3 separate regions of the Mus musculus genome follow, and regions 1 and 2 are each linked to region 3. The links are chromatin loops, found by intact Hi-C in ENCODE. Cell type or tissue: left cerebral cortex. All regions are shown on one strand. Region 1 overlaps Gm765 (predicted gene 765). Region 2 overlaps Gm765 (predicted gene 765). Region 3 has its middle 20 kb from the start of Gm32646.

Region 1 (8,000 bases), 94 kb after region 3:
GCTGCCAAGCTGGCTGCTCAGAAACTATTTTCCTACCCAAATCATTTAATGGTTTTTCTTTTAAGTATCCCTTAAAAAATATTTACTTACAAGCTCAAAGAAATGTCCTGGAGTTTATTAAAATCTGGTTTGCAAAGAATTTTGAGTTTTTAAAATATGATTTATTATGAAGAAAAATAAAATTAGCAAAAATGTTAATCATAATAAAGCTAGAACACTGGTATGGCTTCTTTTTAAATATCTAAAAATGCCACTAATGATAGTGGAGTTAGGATTAACTTACAAACCACGTACAGACAGTAGAGTGAGCAGAACTACACAGATTTAATACTTTACCTGCGCATGATTAGGAGAACCAAGGGCTCCAACTCTAACAGTGATCATTCCTTTTGTTTAAAACCAGTAAGTTCCTAAACAGCCCAGATTCAGAACATCTCTCTAGAGTTTTAAACAAAATAACAGCATCAGTTAGACGTGTGGATCTAATTACGTACTCTATAGCATAGACCACTTTGGTGTGCTGTTCTTTCTTTATTTACTTTTTTGCCAGAAAACTCCCTCACCCCCTCAAGAATTTTTTTTTATTAGCCTTAGCAAATAAAGGAATTTTAGTACTTTGTTTTATGACCACTGGCATTTGTGGCTACAATTTGGAATAACCACCGTAGCTTAGCAACTCTAATCTTAACAAAATAAATACAGCAAAGAGCAAAAAGGCTTCATGCCATACTAATATCTCACTAACATCCAAAAATGGACAAGGGAGGAGGGAGTCCATGGAAGATGGCTTCCCTTCATTGGCAGCACTCCTCGAGTCAAGCACAGCGCATGTCTTTCCATTGCCACAGTAGGGGCACCTGGGATATGGTGAGAAAAGAGAGCCTGCTTAGAACTACAGAGAAGTATGAAGGAAGGAGAGAAGAGGAGGATTGGCCTTATGGAGATCCGTGGAGGGGACAAACATTAAATTCTGTTCTCCACCGTAGCATTAACAGCAATTGCAACATCTGTCTGTTGTCTCTTTAGTTGCATCCAAACCAATGCTCATGTCTGCATGGGCTCCATCTGGCATGCTGGCTCTTATATAGCTCCATATTATAACTACAAGGAAGGTGGCAATAAGGTTAGAAGCAACAAATGGATCCAACTTTAGTTTCATTAGAAATTATTAAAGACACAAGACTCTTGTACGCGACATCATGTTACCAGCCATTTGACCCACCTCACATATGAAAATGACTTCTGGTTCACATTGATCCAAATACACACACACACACACACACACACACACACGCACACGCACACGCACACGCACAGGCACAGGCACAGGCACACGCACACGCACACGCACACACACACACACACACACACACACACACACACACACTGTGTAACATGAAGCACTTTGTTGTTAGTGACTTGATTAAGGACCTCCTCTACTCCTAGTGCTGTGAAATGTAATGTCTCAAAGCTTGCGACCTTCTTCAGACCAAAATGGATTAAGTAGAAAGGGTGAAGTGAGCCTGCCACTTGCAATGATTTCCGTAAAGCTACCTGAACCATTTCCTGGCCAGTCAATTCACTTCTACTCTCCATGTCCTTTCCCTGGAGTCACATGGGTGACCCTCAGCAAATGTCTTGCTGTATTGAGTAGGCTGACCTCCTACTCAGTAGTGTGTTTTTGTTTGCCTTGCCCTTGCATAGTGGTTTTGTTGTGTAGACCTTACACAAATAATGACCCTGCCATCAAACAGCAGCTTCAGCCTCTGGCTTACTTCAATTGTTAGATTTACCAATATCCCCTAATGTCAAGATATTGAGTTCTTTAGTTCTCTTCTCTTGAAAATCTTGCATTCCATCCATTTCTAATTAGTCATTAACACTTTCTTTATGCTCCTTGGTTATCTTTCGGTTGAATGATGGATTCCAGGATTCCCAACAGTGATCTCCCATTCTACTACTGTTCTTTCAATCTGCTGCCAGTGTGCTCACAGTTAATTTGAGCAAGTATTTTCCTGCTTGGAATTCTCCTTCCAGTGACTTACAACTCTCTAAGTGTTAAGATGTACTGATTTCTCAATTTCTATTTCCTGGAATTTCTTACAATTGCAGTCTTATACTCCAGCCAAATTAATCTGTTCTTAACGGTCCTTCCAATGTATTGTGTCAATGCATGATGCATGATATTATGGTTTTGTGGGTTTTTGTTTGTTTGTTTGTTTGTTTTTCAAGACAGGGTTTCTCTGTAGCCCTGGCTGTCCTGGAACTCACTTTGTAGACCAGGCTGTCCTCAAACTCAGAAATCCACCTGCCTCTGCCTCCCAAGTGCTGGGATTAAAGGCGTGTGCCACCATGCCCGGCTATGATATTAGGTTTTATACTAGAGATTCATATGATATTTTTATTATAATGTTGCACAACCATTTGTTTGTGTGTGTGTGTCTCATCAGATTCTATGCTGAAGACTGTAAGTCACAACCTATGGCTTGGTATTCTTTATATTGTGCTTCAGTATAATAAGCCCTTGCCTATTCACCCATTTCCTTCGCCATTTAACTTCCTAGCTTTTAAATAATAAAAACAGACTATATTAACTTGCTTTAGACTCTTATTTTGATCATTTTAGAAGCAAGTTCTACAAAGAACAAACACAGTCAGAATAAAGTCAAATGATAATGACTAAGGGAGGGAGACACTGGATACTGGTAAGTGGGAAGGTCATAAATTCTGAGTTTTACAAGAGATATGCTGTCATATATTATTTTATAATACAATGAAATTATAGCTTGGGTTTATGATGCAAAAATTAGTATGAAGCCCAGGGTAAAAGATTCTATACTTTCTAGACAATGTGTGACTCATTTAATAGAACATAGATATCACATGATAAAGAAGATATATGAAGTATCCAAGAGTATACTTCTTGAGTATACCTTTTAGAGCAGACTTAAAAAGGACACCACTAATTTTCCACATGGGATGCAATTGCAACTGTTCCTACCATTGTAAAGAACACTTGCCTAAGAAGTGTTAGCTCTATCTTACTGATAACGTGGTGCTAAATTCTGACTGTGAGCATGCTGAAATGAAGATTAAGTCACAGAAGGAGCATTGTCATGTCTGGGGAAGGTAAGAGTAAAGGACTTTAAATGGAAGGAGAGAAAATGAATACAACAGCAACCAGGGTTTGTCTCCCTCTATAATCAGGCTCCCAACAGGTACAGTGCCATGTACCTTCTCTTAGTTTGGCTCACAAGTTTAAACATAAAATATGGAGCATTATGTAAATTTAAAAAACAATGCATATATTATTAGCATCAAGTATGCTTCAGATATTGTTATATATACCTAGATTGTTATTAAATATAGTATTAAGCCCTATACATGGCCCCAGGCATCTTTTTTTTAAAGATTTATTTATTTATTATATGTAAGTACGCTGTAACTGTCTGTAGACACGTTTTCTTCTTACTCCAGCCCCGCTCACTCGCTGGAGCTATCTTCAGATACCCCAGAAGAGGGCATCAGATCTCATTATGGATAGTTGTAAGCCATCATGTGGTTGCTGGGATTTGAACTCACGACCTTCAGAAGAGCAGTTGATGCTCTGAACCATTGAGCCATCTCTCCATCCCAGCACCAGGCATCTTTATCTAAAAACCTACTTGTCATTAAGAAAAGGTTCAAATTTGAAGGTATATTTTGTATTTTTATTTGATGACCCTCCCATCTTGAGACTCTCCACTTTGTCTTCATAATGTGTCATTCTAAGAAACACAGCAGACTGAACAATAACTGGGTTACTGAAAAACAGGACAGCCTAATCTTCGCTGCATAAGCAAGAATATGACTTTTATTCTTTTTTCGTAAATGTGTAAAAGTATCAAAATATGATTTTTCTAAGACTCCTGACACTGTCAGTACTTTTTAATGGTTGCTGTGTTCCCCAGAATATCCTCATACACTCTGGGTACTAATAGTGTATAGTGAACTTTGCTATCTCTCCGGGGATAAAAGAGCTTGCTCTCTGCCTATCTACACATATGTATTTAACAATGCATGTTATTGTTACGTAAATGGAGGCTGTTGTCAATTTCAGTGTGCTGCCATATCAAAAGAACAAAGCAGGCAGGAAGATCAAGAGGATGATCTAACATATGCACACTAATAACAACGTCAGTGTCCTAAATGGTGGTTGGCAGCCCTCTCCTGCAGAGGTTGTTTTAAACAGCATCAGTCGACAAAGTGGTGCAAACACACAGGCTGGTGACAGGGAGAACACATTTTAAACTGTCAACCTTTCTGCTGTCCTTTGAATGAATAGCAATTACATAACTGGAAGAACCTTATTTTGCATTTGAAAAAATATATATAAAGCAGTTTGCAAAGTGTTATGCAAGACTCTGTCTTCTAAATTCTTTGCAGAAATTCAGCACTTATTTTTAACTGTCATCTCTCTTTTTTTCCTGTTGTTACCTTTTCTCTTGGTAAGGTCGGTATCAGTATTAAGTAGTTCAGAATTTAAAATGCTTTCTATTTAAATTATTAACAAATTCGTTTCTAGAGAACACCGGTCGTTAACTGCACTCGAAGTCCAGTTTAGAATTTCCTCAGTTCCCCGGGCTTTTCCCTCCGTCAGAATTACAACATGAAAAGACTTAGCTGATTTTCAACTATTTTGTTAAAGTTTTAATCTGTTTTTGTCTTAAACGACGAAGAAAGAAAATACTAGCTAAAATAATTTCATATGAACAAAATTTTATTGGGTCTCCTCCTTCCCCAGATCTCCATCTTCTTTGAAAATCATTTTGGAAGAAAAAAAAAGAAGAAGAAGAAGAAAAAAAAAACTCTTTAAAAATGCAGACTTGACGCCAAGAGAAATACATTGCTGGTACCCTAAATAGTTAATGTATTTTCTAAATGAATGATTTAAAATAGCTATTAAAGGAGAGGAAATGAGCTTAGGTTTCTAGTAATGACTTCTCCTCTTCAGAACGAAATCTGTAAATCCCTGATTGCGATGCCAAATCCCCCAAGGACCAGCAGTGCTGGGACCGAGGCTCACTGGCTCCGTGTTTAATAGCTCCAGATAAGTAGCGTGATTTTTATATATGTAATTTGGGAGAATATTCAGAATTTATAGTCCTGGAGACAATTTATGAATGAATTCCCTTTTGAAAGTACATTATCCTAAAAATCAACTATTCCACCCAAATTGTAAGCAGAGCATATAGGAATGTGAGAAACCTGGGTATAAATGCAGGGACATATATGTGTATGTTCATATATGCACACACACACACACACACACACACACACACACACACACACTCACACACACACAATATGAGGACCATTTTATCTACAAGAGCAAAATGATTCAGTCTGGGATTGTTAATAAAAACGCATTTCTAACCATCACATTTGAGTCTATTATTCTAAGTTAATTGCATTTGCCCTAAAGAGACTTACAGCTGGCTGTCAGCCTGTTTGTGGCAGTTCTGTTTCACTCATCAGTCAATCTTGTCTCCGCTCCCTTTTTTACATCCCATATATTGATCAGATAGATTTGCTAGCATATTTCCCTTGCTTTCATAGCACTGAAATAGTAATCAACTTGATGTTATCAAATGCATTGCGTTACCTCATTTGTTTGCAAGTTACGTTAATTACTATTTCAGTAGCAAACAGGATGCCCTTTTGACAGGCTCATGGGACTGCCATTAAACATAATAAATGGAACTCACTCAAGGAAGCACCAGGAAAGAACTAACCATGAACAACATGTCTACACTACAGTGGTTGGGTGCATCTGGGCTTGCAAGACTGGAAGCCCAAATATTCATCATGATCAGCATTAATTCTTGGCTGTGGTGCATTCCAGAGGAGGGATGCATCCTATTCAAACTGCTCCTCAGAAGAGAATGGACTACTCCTACTTGGAGATGAAGGAGATTAAAGAAATAAATACACACCTTGCCTCTATTCCAGCCAGTGACAACCACAAGAGCACAGAGTGGGGGCATAAGAACACAGAGTGTTGGGGAGACTGTGGTTAGGGTATGAGTATGAGAAGAACTGGATCTTCTTTCTGTGAGTCAAGGTGCAAAGAGCAGAGATGGAAGGCATTAAAGATGACCCTAACCTACTCTGTTATTAGTCAGTCTAAGAAACCCTAGACAGTTATCACAGTGTTTTCTCCTGGGTCTGTGATACAGAGTCAAGCCACAAATTCCTCTCAGGATGTCAGTGCTTGACTTCTGTGGGTTTTTTATGGAAATTCCTGTCCAGATGTGCTTTTCAACCTGGCTTTAGGTCTGTGATTTCCAACTGGGGGAGTGGGGGCGGGAATTCATACACACACACACACACACACATACACACCACACCACACCACACCATATACTAGGGGATACTAGGAGTATCTGGGAACATTGGAAAAAGTACTGTTGGTGTCTAGAAAGTAGAGAGAGGCTATATAGAAACTGATACCTAACCCACAACCAAATTATCCAGCCCCAAATGCTGACAGTGGCCATCTTAAGGAAATCTTCCTCAGTAGGTGGCTGGATTATGGTTAGAACTAGACCAAAATAGTACATCACAGGTCACTAGCAGCTCAGTAAGCAGAACTTGATGAACTCTGAGAGACAGAGAGTAAAGCACAGCATCTTCCTCTTGCCTGTTAAAGAACACAACTCATTATCTAGATCCCTAGGACCACCATGCCAAATGCAGCCCCCAATTTCAAAGTGAGCAAAGGAAAATGAACGAATATCGCTTGATGGGCGATATTTCAGAGATATTTCAGACAAAGCAACTGAAAAATCTTCAATGAAAAGACTCAGCAAGAAAATTATGTCAGATCCCCTGATCCTCTAGGGACTGTAAAAAGACCTTCATGAGCCAAAGGCTGGTGCCAGCAGAAGACAAAGGAGGGCAGAATCATACAGTTTAGAGAAGGATTGTGGGTAAGAGACAAGAGAACACTAAGACAGAATCATGTAAACAAAACAAAACCAAACCAAAAGAAACCCAATGTCACAATAACTGTTATATCTTCATGCTCTTGAGAAATTAATATTTAGGGTAGGCCTGGGGCAATATTTTTTCAATCTGTTATTTTGATGGTTATTTTTTTTTTACCTACCTGACTACACACTCTACCAGCCACCCCTTTCCTGGCACAGATGGCTAAGACAGTTGCTATGTCAAATACTCCATATTTCCACAGCCACCCACCCACCAGACAAAAATTAGATTACCAATGCTTGTGTAAACTTTCCAAGCCCTGACACAATAAGATTCCAGGAAATGTACATGCATGGCTAAAAGTGGCATTATACATAATGCACTGTAATTCCAACAGACAAGTTGCTATCCTCGATAGAGATACACAGTCCCCATGCCAAACACATGAACGTCAATACATTTTTCTCAAGTTAAAATGGAAACCATTTAACAGATATAATGGGCACAATGAATTTCATTTTGCATTACTAATGCAGCAGAGAAGGAGGCAAGTTTTGGCAAGGATTGCAATGAGGCCAAGAAAAACAGGAAACAACTTAGAAGCTAACATGCTTTTCTAAGCTTCTGCCTCAAAACCTGGTCATGTGGCACTGAGATTTCAAATTCCTCACCACGAAACAACTGTCCTGCAAAGAAGAGGAAAGGCTTTATGGTAAACAAAATCACAGATGCATTTTAGCAAAATGATCAATGATGTCACGGTAGTGTTGTTTCCACCATTTCTGAAGAATTATCCCTGTCACATTGACATTACAGATCAACTAGAGACCAATATCTTGGTGTGCTGTCTAAAAGAAGGGAGGGAAGGGGTGTCTTAGGAATCGAGGTCCCACCATCCACTTTTCCATTGGAAACCATATCCTTTCCCTTGCTGTTGTAAACACATCGGGAATCGCAGGATGCATTATTAACCAGGAAACTGTCTTAACTTTCTCCATGAGCAAAGATGGTGTATCCAGTCTCTCCAC
Region 2 (8,000 bases), 110 kb after region 3:
CCACACACAGTGGCAAGCAACATGCGGGGGTAATCATGACGATAGGGGTACAGACAAGACACTGGCTGCGATTTTATACCTTATAATAACAGTCATAATAATAGCTATGTTGTACATCCAACGCCCTTTCAAAGCATTAACATTTCACACTGTGCACATCTGCCCAGAGCAGATCAATATTTATTCTTCCAAGTGTGTCGAGTATACAATTGGGGCACCTTGGGGTGAAAACGTCACCCTGCCAGTGTCACTGCGTTAGCCTCAGCACTTGGAAATCACATCTCCCAATTCATTATGTCACAATAATAAAGTGACCCTTGCCTGTCAAACACATTCATTAGTAGCAAGGCAGGAGTCGGGCAGAAGGAGTAGACAATACTGCTATGGGGAGTTACAACACTAAACAGCCATCATGAAACCATGATTGCTGTAGACACAGCATCAGTCCTGGCAGGAAAAAGGCACATGGGCACACACAAGTACACATACACATGGGTATATGGGCACATTCATGCTCACACAGAGAACAGCATGAGAACTTGTTTTTGTGACTCCTTACCCAAGTTGTCTCCTCACTACTAATTCTCTCCCTTCCTCTTACACTTGCGTGTGCTTCATTGACAAAGCAAAGTGAGTTGAATTAGCAACTAACAGGGCAAGGGCCCTGCACGAGATTAGTTCAGGAGCACCCAAGCAGGGCCAGAGAGCTCTTCAGTCTATGAAGATAGAATCTCCAAAGACAACTCAGAAGTCATTCACAGCACCCTTCAGGGCTTGCCTCTGCTGTTGCACATTTTGAAGACTATAGCAATACAGCTGTGACGGAATACATCTAGGGTGCAGTTTAGGTGCAGGCTCCTTCCCACTGGTGACTTTGACTAGTTTGTGGAGCTGAAGGGTTGGGGCTCAACTCAGAGAGAGGGAGGAAGAAACCGCTTGGCACTGAAAGTGAAGAAAGGAGATGAGGGAGCTTGGCTTCCTGACTAACTAGGTCCTCTGCCTGTAAAGCCCACAGAATCAGCAGCCCTCATCTTAGTGCAACACGTCACCCCTACTCCTTGTTATTACCTTTTCTCTCCTGTTTATTGTTTGTAGGTCCCGTTTCCTTCAAGAAAACCTCTTTCTGCTTCCCAATTGGTCCCTTGCAGGCAATCTTATATCTGCTGCATGACACACATTCTAAAATGCCTAGGGTGTGTTCATAGACACATGAAGTTGGTCTGTTTGTCTGGAAGGTAATGTCTGCAGATGGAGAACAGAGGTGGGGCCCCATAATGCTTCTGTGCCAGGCCTGCGAGGCTCACCCGAGCGTCAGCACAGTGAAATGTGAATGAGCTTAGATCTTTAGACTCAAATTCAAGTTTATATTTTTAGTAAACTGCTGGTAAGAGGAAGCTGCAAGGACAGAGGTCAGGAGGGTATGCAACATACTTCAATTCACGGGTGCCCCTTGGTCTTGCTGGAGCGTGCGTGGGCCTCCAAACTCTCAAAGGAATGATGTAAGGAGGAAAGTATTGCATAGATCAAACACCAGTTTTGAAGAAGTCTAAAAATGAAGCACTAGAATCTTTGAGTAAGAAATCAGGGCTTGCACTTAACATAGTCCACACTTATTTACTTTTGTTAAGTGAGACTAGATATTAAATAATAAGCAATAAATACACAGCTTCCACCCACCGACTTCAAGAGCAATCTCTGTTATTCAGACCTTCAGTTGGCTAAGGTTGTAGTAAGATATAGCATATCTAATTATTTCACTATTTACCTATGCAAACTGTAAGTCGCCACAGGTTTGGGGAACCATAGTGTGGTACTTGTTGTCAACAAGATGGATGTGACATCAGTCTACACACAGTAGGTTATTTTTTAAAAGTATTCTTTATTGTTATTCTAGGAGTGTAGCAGAAGGATCTCACACTTTAGCCTATAGAATGAAAAGACCCATACTGGCTGTTGTGGAGCTATGTTGGCTTTCTTAAAAGAAGTGAGAAGCCTTCTCCCAATGCAGTTCATAGTGCTCTTGAATGTAAGACAAAGTACAGTCTAGTGAGTGCCTTTTGTGTCTAACTATGCATGTTCCAACCCCAACCTCATCATTTTTAATTCTATCTTGAGAAAATGCCACCATGTCCAAGAGATCCAACTTTTTTAAACAGTGGATAATATCCATTAAAAACTAAATGACAATGATAGAATTTAGCATAGATTATTTCCTCTTGTATGAAGTATACCATATAAGTATTAAACATCTCGTCATAGTTCTATAATGAGTATTCAATATATACCCTTGATGAATGCACAACTAAAGATTGATCAAATAGACGTGTAATCAGCCTTAGTGACTGACAGTGGCAGTAATAAACAGTGACTCCTGGATTTTACAAAACTTTAAAAAAAATCATAATTTCTAACTACGGAAAACTCCATGCAATTAGAATCCCTAGGTGGCTCCTGATACCCAGTGACACCGGCTTTTGTTTCCTGTGGCCCTGATGTCTCTAGGGTCCTCTGTAACTTTCTTCTGTACTTTCTGCCTTCTTCTGACCATCAAACACAGAATAAACTATAAGAAACCATGTGGCATTGTGTAAGACCCACATGGAATGATGTATATTATGTCCAACATATCTTTTGGGCAAGATCAACGTATAGATGTAAATAACAGTCTCAGCTAGATACAGTCAGCCTTGGCCATTGGCTTCAATCCTTATGAACAAAACAACAGAATTCTGAGAACTTTCTCTGTGTATATTTGATACATTAGATCTATTCATGTCCTCACTAGGCATCTTTCTGCACATGCATCAACCTTGACACTACTTGAGCATTAGATTCTTAAGCCACTTTCCTTCTTGGAAGGATTCTCCTTCATACAGGCATTCAATAATGCTGATAATTAAATTAAAATAAAGGTCACAAAAATATTTGGGTGTTCTATGGGGGACTCCACAATCTCAGTCCTGGAATTTACTACCCAGACTTCCCAGTATCTTTCCACTAGATTTTTGCAGGTAAGAGCACAATTGCTGCTCTCACAGAAGACCCAAGTTCCATTTCCAACATCCACAAGGTGGCTCATAACCTTCTGTAACTGCAGTTCCAAAGACATCTGGGGCCCTCTCCTGGTCATTAAGGGTACTGCACACATGTGGTGCACAGATGTTAATGTATCTAAAAGACGCAAATACAGAAAATAAAAATAAACACATCTCAAAAAGTTAAATAAATAAGTAAGTAAAAATATTACTAAAATTTTATGCACAAAGGATAATCTTTTAGTAGCTCATAATTAGTGACAGCACATGCAATTTCTTTGAGTGTTAGGAAAAAGTACTTATGATAAAGAGGATAGCATGGCTTACTTTTCAAATTAACCTTTGATTTTCTTGCTCAGGGTTTTCCATTTACGATGAAATACGAAATAGTTTAATTGTATATTTTCTCCTGCTTTGGGTATTATCACATGGTTTTACTTTGTTGATATTTAGGCCTCTTACTTAAGAGTAGAGAAGACCACACCAGCGTTAACTCCTTTCTCAGTTCTAAATGTTGAAATATTCAGCACATGATGTTCATGGCTAGCACATGATAGTCAAATGATGGCAGCGACCTACTCAAATCTGAAATTACTAAAGTTTCTCATTTGTATATTAGTAACCACCTTACTCTTTTACCTCTGTTGTAAACAGTCATCCCTTGGCAATTTAGATTTCCTGTCTGTGACATTTCTAAAGTGAGGCTAGCAATAATACTCTGCCTACAGAGTTTTGTATGAAGCATAGAAATCTGTAGTACACTTCCCTTTAGCTAGCATTACATGCTTGAAGAGCACTGGTGATCACATTCCACTTCCCCGTATCTGCATCTCCCCCCCCCCCCAAATCATTTCACTCTGACTTCAGCCTTGCACTCTACTGAAATCAGTGCAGCAAGGGTCACCAACGTCTCTGCATTGCTACATTCAAGGGCTTAGTTTTCATCCAAAAAGACGCTCAGTTCTTTGGGTAAGGAGAAGCAAGAAACAAAGATGACAAAAGAGACAACCGGATGTCACAGCAGCCTGTGAGCATGGAAATAGCATCAGGAAAAGCCTGTAACTGACTTACAGGCCAAATTGGAAATAAGGACAGTTAAATAAAATGATCGTGCACACTCTACTTCACTCTCTAACCCATGCCCCATAGTGGCTTTCCTAAGACCCAGCTTGACTGCTTCTAAAAGCCTCTGTTTGGGCTTCTAAATAGGAAGCAGAGAACTTGGACATGTTAAGTCTGTAAAATTTCTTGGATTAGTAGGTGAACTATTAACAGCTGTCTTCCTTCAAAGGAAGGAAGGTATGGCGCTATAACTAATGGATGGGAGCAACTGGGGAGGGGGAAGGGGAAGAAGAGAAAGAGAGGGGGAAGGGGAGGAAGGGGGAAAGCGTATGTGCGCGCGCGCGCACACACACACACACACACACACACACAGAGAGAGAGAGAGAGAGAGAGAGAGAGAGAGAGAGAGAGAGAGAAAAGTTTGCATAAATGGAGTGAAGGTACAAGAGTGTCACTGTTCATGTGTGAAGATCACAGGGCCACTACTTAGGCTTTTTTTTTTTTTTTTTTTTCTCCTTGCCACACTGCACACTCTCAGTGTAGCTGGCCTGGGACCTTCCAGTCAAGTCTTCTTCCTCGGCTGCCCATCTCACAATGGGAACTGTGGAATTACAGATGTGCACCGTCACCACCTCCAGCTTCTTAGGGAGGTCTCAGCTCTCTAGTTCTAGCCAACAGACTCACATCCCGGGCACCTTTACCCACCGAACCATCTCCCAGCTCCCAAGAGTTCATTTAAAAAAAGGGACCTTTCATCAATCCTGAAGCGTGTCTATCATCTTCCCCAATATGGAGACAAACTGAAGAGCACCCTGGTAGGCTTCCCTCCCTCCAGATCCCTTTTAATCACATAAGCATCATACCCAAAGACACATTGCTGGGTGGTGAGGGATCAAAGCTTTGATACCAAGATTTTCAAGTTCTGGGAGACCAGCACTCTTTCCACGAGCAACATTTGTCTAAATGGATCTCATTAAAATTTATTTCAACAATACCAGTGTCTATTTTAAGCTAAAGAATAGAACTTCTAAAGAAAATACATCTGAAGTGCTTGTGTTCTTAGCACTAAAATATACTCTCTCCGTTACCTCACCTTCTTGATTCAAGGTACATTAGGCCTCTTTTGATCCAGAGGGAAAACATTTTTTTTTCAAATGTTGTACAGAAAGCTTAGAATGAGGGCCCATGAGATGCTAAGCAGGAGAGAGGCACTTGCTAAGCTGGCTTTGTGACGAGTCAAAAGCATCAGACTCACGTAGTGAAGGAAGAAGGGCAGTGGTTCCACAAAGTTGTTCTATGACCTCACATGATTACAAGCACATGAACAGACACACACACACACACACACACACACACACACACACACACAGAGAGAGAGAGAGAGAGAGAGAGAGAGAGAGAGAGAGAGAGAGAGAGAGAGAGAGAGAAGTAAAGTTTAAAAAGACAAACTTTGGAGTTAGTGACTTTCTGTCACTGTTGCATATTTATGTGCAAATGTGTGCAGGAACATGTACCCATGTGTGCACCTATGGAGACAAGAGGTCACCTTTAGGATATCTTCATTATTGTGCTCAGTCAGGATGTCTTCACTGAACATGGCCATTTGGACTAGTCAGTAGGCTCGAGGATCTGCCTGTCTCTGTCTCCTAGTGTTACAGATGCTCAAGGCCAGGACCAGATTTCTTCAAGGGTTACAGGGATCCATACCAGGGTGTCACTCTAATTGTCCCTGTCTCCTCTACCTTATTGTCTAAGTTGGGGTCTCTCTGTCTGTCTGTCTGTCTCTTTCTCTCTCTCTCTCTCCCTCTCTCTCTCTCCCTCTCTCTCTCTCTCTCTCTCTCTCTCTCTCACCTAGAACATCCTGTTTAAGCTAGATGGGTCCCCCAGGATGACACCAGGGTGATCTGTGCATCTCTTCTCATCCCCCAAACCCCAGGTACTCGGGTCCCAAAACAAGCGTCTGTGGCTGGCCTTGGTGTGGGTTCTTGGAATCTGAACTAAGACTCTCATACACACAGCAAGCATTTTGCCCAAAGAGCCATCTCTTCAGCCAGAGCTGAACATGGCATCATCATGTTCACTGAGAAGAGGATTTTGAAGCAGACAGAAAGCACCAAAACAGTATACACTGACTCCAGTAATAACACTGCACAGGAGAGAAAGGCCGTGAGGTAGATCTCTGATGCACAGTGCTTGGGAGATACAGAACGCTATCAGAAGGAAGGTGTGACTAACAGAGCATTGTTAACTGAGTCATGACATCCCTATTCTAGTGCTGCCTGGAGCTGCCGAACTCGGCAAATGACTACCTTATAGTGCTTTCAAGGTAGGAAGACAGATAATTATAATTCTTACACACTGACGAGAATTCAAGAGAAATCCAGGGAGAAGTTTATTGAAAAACATATTGACATATCAATATTATAAATTACTTTCTCCTATTAAACAAAAAAAAATAAAACAGAATTCTTTTTTGTAGGCTAGCTCATCATTGTACAAAAAGGTGTATATTTTAAAAAGAGACATACTGCTTTGAAAAATTCTTTTCTTACATAAAAAAATGACTATTATGTATTTATTCTGTAACTTTCCCAGAACCCCAGAAATATCAAAGTCAAGTTTCCAAACAGCTTTGCCCTCCATTGTCTTCAGTGAGCCCATCAGCGTAGTCTGTCTCCCATCGAAAATCCTCATGGAAACCTGATTTCTAGTCAAAACACAGCTCTCTTTCCCCACCCTTTGCAAAAGTAAAAGAAGATGTAATGCCATGTTTTCATTTCATGAATTTCATCCAGCTCCTTTCTTTCTTGGATGGTTAAGCGTGGGGGTGGGGGCAATAATTACAGCGATGTTGTCAAGAGCATGGTTTTAATAGAGAGCGGAACTGGAGGCAGAGCTGTGTAGATGAATGTGGAAATGGACAGAACACAAAGCGTGGGTCTGACTGATATTTAACTCCACTGGTCTCAGAGGGTGGATCCTGAGTGTTGGAGAAGTGTTCGCACTGACCCCATTACTGCCTCTGGCACTCGTGGTGGCAAGAGGGCAGCGGCAGAGTGAGACACTTAGTGAATAACGTGGAAATTATAGTGTTGTGTTAAATGTGTCTTCTGCAGGGAGCCTTCTCATCCTCAGATAACAGTCTTAAAATGCCAACAAGAGAATATAGGGGTCTTGGTCTCTCTCTCTCTCTCTCTCTCTCTCTCTCTCTCTCTCTCTCTCTCTGGTTCTTTTTAAAAATCTTGTGTGTTGTGTATGTATGAGGTGTGTGTGTTCCTGTGAGTCTGGGCAGGTACACACATGTACAAGATCAGAAGTCAGAGGACAACCACACGTGTCAGTTCTCCCTTCTCATTTTGATTTAGGCAGAGTCTCTTTGTTTTGTGTAGCATATGCCAGGAAACCAGGTACAGACTCAGAGGCTCCTGGGATACATCTGCCCCTGCCTCAGATCTCCCCGTAGGAGCACAAGGATTACAGTTGCAGGCTACTATACCCAGTTTTACATGGGTTCTGGGGATTTGAACTCGAGTTTTCACACTTACATGCCACATGCTTTACCCACTGGGCGGTCTCCTCAGCCAGTAGCAGTACCTTTAGTGGAAACTGGAGCCCACTTACATCTAGATTAACAGGAGAGGTGTTAGAACATAGAGAAAGAACATCAGGAAGATGGCAGCGTCAGCTGGGCAAGTCCACATCTTCACCAGTATGCTGAGCCCCTGTGTTATCTGTGGTTTTGTGTGTGTGTGTGGTGTGTGTGTGTGTGTATAATCAAAATTGTGATTTTGCTTTTATTCTTGTCTGGTCTTTCACCACTGTCTACTATAATAAAGAATGGGGATTAATATGCAGGAGCAAACATAGGAAGGTGATATTCCCATTGTAGACAGCTTGTCAAGC
Region 3 (8,000 bases):
GCCAGAGGCAGACAGCTTCATGTACAACTTACAAGTACAAAGACATTCAGTGACCTGGAGAAATTACATATATGTATGTGTGTACAAAAGAATGTATTTGTGCATTCATATGTATTCACATGTGCCTTTTCATCTAAGTCCGTGTGCTATGTAACTGGTATCCTTCCCCTTTCCCAAGCCCTCATTTTATACAGACTCAGCTGACTGCCCCTCTCTTTTACACACTTAGCATTCCATGAGACATTTCTCTTCACAGTAGGCTCTGCTTCTTAAGGGAAATGTCTGAAAAAGCGTTGGTGTGACTCTGTTTCAAATCTCTTAAACTCATCTACCATAGCTACATAGCCATTAAGGTAAAAAAAAAAATACACAGTAAGGACTCGATAAGGGCAGGAAAGGCGTGTCCTGGGACCCTTTGAATGCTCTCTTATTAAAGACTGGTTCTTGTTAAGCAATTGAACCCTCTGGGTGTTATCTATTAGATCAATCAGTTTATAATGTTTGATCTTGGGATTGATCTATTAGGCCAGTCGATTTCTAATTTTTCCATGGTTTTATACAAAGTCTTCGACGTTTGTGCCCACCCTTTAAGAATCGATTAAGATGCTTTCTCTCCCAGAGAAGAGTCTCTGACTTCTTTCATCGTATTTAAAGAATCCTTCCCTTTTGCTACCATGTTTTACAAGCATTCCGCATCAAATTGCAAGGATAGTTTGCATATTGATATTGCCTTTAGAGAATGGCCAAAGGGTAAACATTCATTTTAGGAAACCCAGGCATATGAGGTACATTCAAATGATTGCATAAATCAAATTCCAGATCAGGATTCAGTCCGCTGTTCCAGCTAATTCTATACTATCTCAGAGCATCTTAGTAAAAAGTGTTATCCATTTTTAAATTTGTCTTCTATTTTTGGCTTTATTTGCTGGCTTTTCTGATCTTCATTTTTTTTTTTTTTTTGGTGGAAATGTTAAAGGAATGATGTTGCCTGCTGCCGAGATCATGTTGAAAAAGGCACTATATTGAGGTGCAGTTTGAAACGTGACAGCATATGTAAATGTGTTGGTGATGCTAAAAATACGTGGATAAATGATACATGGCATCCACAGAGTATGCACAACTCTGTATTTATATAGTACCTACATGTAGACAGTAGGAGTCTATTTATGCATTTGCCAAGAAAGGGAGAAGTGTCTACATATGTCTCGTAAATCTGGATCCGGGCTCATGCCCAATGCAGATGCTGCAGAGAGGCGAGTGGGGAACGGGGCTGCTGCTCTGGGAGCAGGCTGTCTGTCAGATCATTTCCCCGAAGAGGATTCTGGAAACATGAACAAAAAACGATAGCCTACAGACAACAAAAATGTATCCTAAAATGCTGGGGGTGGGGGGGTGGGAAGTCCATTCTAGAGTGTCTCGACAGCACGTGCAACTTATTAGAATTCTGGGGAGACACACTCTAGAAATGTCACGCAGCATCCTTTATTTAGCCAATGTAATAAAAGCGCCTCCGTTTGCCCGGCACCTAAGTGGTCACTGTTCTACTTAGCCCTCACATATAACTGGGATAATGACTCATGAGGAGACTTCTGTAATTTTTAGCTAAGAAGCCATCTGTGCTTAAGGACCATGTCCTTACAGCCACAAATCCCAGGATTACAGTCCCAGCTCCATGATTGACACAGGGTTGGGTCACTCCTCTGAGTGAAATAGGGCTTACTTCTTCATTCAGAGTTAAATTCTCGATATATAATGTTTTGATATCCTCATTCTAAAATATGAATGTATAATTCTAAAGCAGCTTAGCAGTCAAAAAGTTCTCAAAAAATCTGAATGTTCTGAATTTATATTATGAAGTTTCATCATGCCCCAGTCTAAGAAGTGTTAGATGGTAGCATCTTAGTCAATGATTAAGCATTTATCTTACGGCATTCACAAAACTAAATCCAATTGCATTTCTAGCCTCAAACTCTACCTCCAGATTTATTTTTCAAATTTCAAATTAGTGTCAGAAATGTGTTAAATGAATATTTGTTGGCAGAAGTATCTGGAAAGGACAGAGGACATTTAGTTTGAGTTAGTGAATAACTTTGTGTCTCTATCGTCTGTCTGTCTGTCTGTCTGTCTGTCTGTCTGTCTGTCTGTCACTGTTTTTGCAATAGAAACATGACTTGCTTGCATAGTAAGCAGCTCCTATTGAAAAGAATGAACAGTCCTCACCCGTTACCCAGCACTGGAAACAATGCTAACTGAACCAAGGCGGAATCTATGAGCTGAATTCAGGAAACTTGGCACACGAGAGTCTTAACTCGAGCGCCAAGCCGTACAAAGGATAAGAATAGAATCAGATAATGTGGGAAACTATTTTTTTCTTTTCTTTCTATTAAATCTCCAGCTTCCCTTCATTCCCTCCCCATCTCCTACCATCGTTCTAATCCCCTTGTTTATGACAGAGACACTGAAGGAAGACGGTGAAGACAACAAAGCCCTAGGCTTTGAATAGCAAATGTACAACGAAAAATCTGTTTTCCTCACTAATTCAAATTTCTCCGAAGAAAGAGAGGATCTTCATAGTAAAACTACTCCAAATGACATGTTACAGTGGGATCCCCAAAGCTCACATTCACCATCAGCTCAGCCTTGGGTACTCATGTGTGTTCTTCAGGGTCTGGAAAGCCTTATTAACAAAGATCAATACATTCTCACCTAATCCATCCTGAGGTCTTAATGCTATGTAACCACTGCTTTCTCTAAAATAATTTTCTCTAAATAATACCAACAGTATATCTATAAAGTATCAGAAATAACATTAAAAGAGTCTTCTAAATATTTTCTTCAATATGGCTACCCAACTTGCCAAAGATGGGAAAGGGCTCAAGATAGTTTTAAATAATAGTAATACAATTTAATAAGGTTGCCTTTTTATTAGCTGCATTTAACCAGTCCTTCTGATCTCTCATATTATAATCAGCAGCTAAACAGCTTTCCTGTGCAGCTGTTGTAACCACCTCATTTAACATTAGGTATATCTTTTAGCTTAATTAAAGCATTCCTCTCTTTCAGTAATAGTAGATTGTTTTCAGTTCGCCCATTATGTGTAATTGTTTTCTTTGATCCATTCAAAACGTGGCTATTTTTCATGGCTAATTAAATCAACACTTGACCACTGCATTTAATGCTTAACTCAGTTTTATTTCTAATCTTGCACACCGGGCTTCTGCACATCCTATGTCTTGCTCATAACGTGAAGTTACTCACGGCCTCCAGCTTGTCCTTATAAGTAGAGGCAATGTGTATATATGAGGAATTCCAGCAGAGGGCACTCAAGCAAGAATAATCATTTCTGTAAGAAGAGAAATTGATGATGATGTTTCCTGATATTTCTTTTTTTTTTTCATTTTCAAATCAAATTAACATCAGAGTATGTGTGCATGAGTGTATAAGTGTGTTGGGGGCTGGGGTGGGCGGGACAAATCTATCCTTGGCGAGCCAACTCGTTTCTCACTTAACCTCTCTCTCAGCTGAATAAGAGCCACTGTGTGCACAAGATAAGAGACAAGATATTTTCAAAACACTCCTAGTATTAAAACCAAAGCCATAAATTCTGTTTCAACAACTGACATTTTTATCACTGTCTACTTTGGCTTCCTTTACATTTTATGGATTTCTTAAGGATAAGTCTCTATCATTCAGAAAAGTACTCAAACTTCTGAAGAGTGTTCCTTCTTGCCAAGACACTGCTAAACACATTCTAATGAAAAAGTATTAATATAAACAAAAGCAAGCCAGCATTAAATTTTATAGGGAAAAAACCCCAGAAGATATATTCCCTTTCTCTAGGAGGGACTGGAGATGCAGTTTCCTGCTTCTACCATATACAACCAGGGCAGGTCCAATGACTCGCTGTTTCCAGCCAGTGAGGTCTCCAGGACATCTTGTCAAGAAGGCCTAGTCAATGACCAAAAGCACTGATTAGGGAATCACTAGGTCAGGAGGCCTAGTCAATGACTAAAAGCATCGATTAGGGATCACTGGGTCAGGAGCATGGACATCCAGTGCCCTTCATTCCGGCACTTAGAGCTGTTAAACGTTAAAAGCTCTCCAGGAGGAAAGAACCAGGCTCACAGCCTTTGCCAATTTTCACAGTGTAAATTCTTCACACCATGGTAAATTTCAAACATGAAGCCGCTGAACTTGATGCGGGGCAGATGTACAGTCGCACATCACGAGATCACACTGCCAGCCCACCCTACAGTAGACACAAATAACTTCAAGGGCAAATGGAAGCAAAAATATAGGACGTTTTGAGTGTGTATTTCTGTTCTAGTGGAATTATTTAAATAGAAATTAGTGTAATTTAATTTTTGGTGATGGCTGGTTTTGACAAATGGTTGGTGAGACTGTTGTGAATTGTCAGTAGTTTGTAAGAGCTGAGTGTGCTACCCCATCAGTACAAAAGACCTTCTAGAACTTACAATTCAGAGAGGCAGACCCCGTGGCAAGAGTGAGAATCAACTGTTCTTTCTTTCATTTAGGGACCTTGATTTTTCTGAACACAGAAAATTGTTTCCAATTCATGGACTGTTTTCTCACTTTGAAAATTAATTTTCCTTCTACTAGATGCATTTTAAATATTTAATCATTTATGGTAATCCTCGTGGATTTTTTTATCACATCCATTACAGCTTAACTTTATGAAAATAATGGTATTTCTGAAAACATAACAAAATAAATATTAGACTTTCAAAGGGAGATATCACATTTATGCAGAGAAAACGATTTTCACTTTGGATAAGCAGGCATTGCCCTGAAAGACAATAATAAAAGAAAAAAATATTAGTAGCTTCTAGCCACACACCATATCAATTCTAGAAGCTTTATATTTTAGTCCTGTTTCCCAAAAGGTGTTTGAATGGGTTTAAATAACACACTAAGAACATGTTACCAACATCTCCTCATTGTGACCTTCTCTTTGACATAATCAGAGAACCTGAAACTGAATTTAAAAAAAAAATTTTTTTTTGAGGGGCTGGAAACTCTTTTCATGGCATGGTGCATAGCCAGCACCAATAACTAAATGAGGAAACAAATCAACCAAAATATAAGTGGATAGTCTCACTATGTAATTAAAGGTTGTTTCACCCCCACACACATGTACTTGAAATCCTTCAGAGCACACCCCAAGTCTTCTTGTCTTCCGTGAATATACAGCTCTGGTAATAGCACAGTCACCCTTTGAGGGCTATTGATTAACATCCCTCCACCCCAGTAATTTCCATTCTGTACCAACAAGCTCAGTTTGCTATGCTTCAAGATCGGATGCTTTATCACAGGAATTCGGGCAAATTACTGAATCTCTGCTAATCCTCAGCTTCCTATGAATTATAATAAAGAATATAAGCACCGATTACAGTTATTGGCTGGGATAAAGAAAGTGTTCAGAAACACTCAGTCTAATTACTGCTGTGGCTAGAGTTATGATTATTAATAAACTTAGCTGTGTGCTTTCCCAGACCACAGCAAAATTAGAAGCACTAAATTAGAAGAAGAGACTTTATGGAATGAATATTCTTACTGTAGAAGGAAATACCAGTTAATTGCTCATTCATGAGAAAACAACAGAATCTCCCTCATGATAGGTATTTGAGAAGCAGAGACCATGCTGGGAAGCGGCTCAGTGCCTGAGAAGCTGCATATGGGCCCTTGCCACCACATCTGTAAAAACACCAGGCACGGTGACATGAGCTTGCAACCCCAGCACTGAGGAGGTAGATCTTTGGGGTTCATTGATCAGCCAGACTAGAGTTCTAAAGAGCTTCCAGGTTAGTGCGAGACATTGTCTGAAACATACAAGGCAAATAGCTCCCAAAGAGGGATGACAGCACTAATTTATATTTCTTTTTATTGATCTTGACCAATCTGTGTGTCTTTGTTATTCTTGATTTACTAAAGATTTTTGGAGAATTTTTCTTTTGAATATGCAAACAATAAAAATCAAAAGGCAGCTAAATGAACAAATAAAATCATGTGGTAAATGAAATTCATTACCATGACCATTAATGTTGCCCAGTAGTAATGCTCTTAGCTCTTGGATCAGTACTGAATCTGTCCAATTTTAGTTTTAGATTTTTTAATGTATTCTCAATGGGATGTATTCTGAGGAATAAAATCCTACCTAAGTGAATGAAGACTTTGTGGTATTGTTTTAGCTTTTGTAATGCCCCATCTCATGCAGGGACATTTTAAACAGTGACAGAATGGTGGTGATTCTATTGTTTAATTTGAAAGATACCAAGGTGTTTTATTTCCAGTTGGCTGCATTTTTATCACATACTTTCCCTCCTCATGCAGATGTCATTTTTTTCTGAGACAGGGTTTCTCTGTGCAGCCCCAGTTGTCCTCAGACGTTCTCTGTAGATCAGGCTGGTCCCCAACTCAAAGATCCACCTGCTTCTGCCTCCCTGCTGCTGGGATTAAAGGCGTGGACCACCATGGGCTGGGTTACAGCTCAACGATAGTGTTTGCTTAACATAAACCATAGTATTTTTTGTTGTTTTATTTTATTTCTAGAAGATATTCAGAACTCCACCCTCCAAGTTTAAAATAGAGTTTTGCATTTGTTCATTACTAAAGTTCTCTTTTCTTGTCTACTTATTTTTTTTAAATATCACCCTTGTTTTAAATTATGAAAGTAATTTCAAGCATCCCTCTGAGCATTTTAAGTTTCCCTCGAATTCATATTCCTTTCTATTGGATCACATATATTCCATTGAGCTTTGGCATTACTAACCTCAGTACCTTTACCTCCTTATTGGAAATGGAGACCTTCCCTACAGTAGGAAGGGATGAGATAGGAGGAAGCCAGAACCTTGCTTGGTACAGATTGTGCACTGGTTGGCGAGGACCACTTGTTGTCTTAGTCAATTCTCTTCATCTATAAAAGAATTCCACAAATCGAGCACTTCAGAAAGGAAAATTTATTTTCTGCAGGTCTGCAGGCTGGGAAGATGAAAGGGCTACATCTCAGGAGGACTTTCTTACTGCTTTATAAAATGGTGGAGGGTAACACCTTAGCCAGATAGAGTGGAAGAGTCAATGGTGAACTTGTGTCTCCTCCCTTCTTCCTACAAAACCATTAATCTCACGGAAGCCCACACTTGTGACCTCACCTAACTCTACTTACCTCTCAATGGTCCCACATCTACAGCCCATCATCAAATGACATTGGGGACGTGGTTTTCAACACATGGTCACCCTTACCAGCCACATTCCTAACCAGCTCTCCAGTGTCAATAATGGATATCTTTCCTTTGGACATTTTCAGTAGAACAAAGAGAGAAAACTGAGGAACCCCACTATAAACATATTGTGGGTGTTCTTTACAGTGCTGGTCTAACAGCATCTGAGACACTCTTATAGTTATCCTTGAAATTTCAATTTTCAGTGTGGAAATGATTATGCAAGTTTTGTGTGAGGTAGACCTTTCCTACAGATCTCCAGCTCATTGCATTTTGATGCCTCCCTGATATTTTCTATGCAAGGATCTACTAAATAAGCATTAAGAAAAAAAAAACCACGAATCTTATACAGTGATGTCATCCTTTCAAAAACAAAAAGAAAGACAGACAGAAAGGGAGAGAGAGAGAGAGAGAGAGAGAGAGAGAGAGAGAGAGAGAGAGAGAGAGAGAACAGGGACCCCAGAAACATTCTAGCATCAAAACCTAAAGTTGAGCCTTTAAAATGTTGTATTTGTTGATCATAAAAGAACCCAAACTGTTGCTTAGAATTTTAATATAATACCTAGAAAAATTAAAGATTAAAACAGTATTCTTTCTTTCTTTCTTTCTTTCTTTCTTTCTTTCTTCCTTCCTTCCTTCCTTCCTTCCTTCCTTCCTTCCTTCCTTTCTTTCTTTCTTTCTTTCTTTCTTTCTTTCTTTCTTTCTTTCTTTCTTTCTTTCTTTCATTATTAAATTTTTTCTTTATTTACATTTCAAATGTTA

The links. Peaks named below come from ENCODE experiments on the same cell type or tissue, not always from the same donor. Only the 100,000 strongest peaks of a DNase experiment are listed, where the experiment ranks them.
Region 1: it touches region 3 in a loop (5-fold over the local background); 10 of 42 quality-filtered maps call a loop at or near these places.
Region 2: a loop joins it to region 3, with 2.8 times the contacts of the local background. A loop is called at or near these places in 10 of 42 quality-filtered maps.

What each region holds. Positions count from the first base shown.
Region 1 is chr6:98,284,753-98,292,752 of GRCm38, reverse strand. All of the region lies in intron 2 of Gm765 (predicted gene 765), which reads left to right. Among named protein-coding and RNA genes, the nearest start is that of Gm32535, 30 kb to the right of the region's middle. In left cerebral cortex, a CTCF peak has its summit at 3,437; DNase peaks (open chromatin) are centred at 5,038, 6,926, 7,330, 7,476 and 1 more place; H3K27ac peaks cover 3,483 bases.
Region 2 is chr6:98,266,860-98,274,859 of GRCm38, reverse strand. All of the region lies in intron 2 of Gm765 (predicted gene 765), which reads left to right. Among named protein-coding and RNA genes, the nearest start is that of Gm32535, 13 kb to the right of the region's middle. In left cerebral cortex, a CTCF peak has its summit at 3,122 (motif pointing left); DNase peaks (open chromatin) are centred at 3,112, 6,282 and 6,947.
Region 3 is chr6:98,378,895-98,386,894 of GRCm38, reverse strand. No RefSeq gene overlaps it. Among named protein-coding and RNA genes, the nearest start is that of Gm32646, 20 kb to the left of the region's middle. In left cerebral cortex, CTCF peaks have their summits at 1,166 and 3,303 (motif pointing right); DNase peaks (open chromatin) are centred at 1,526, 2,277, 3,299, 4,064 and 2 more places; H3K27ac peaks cover 3,082 bases.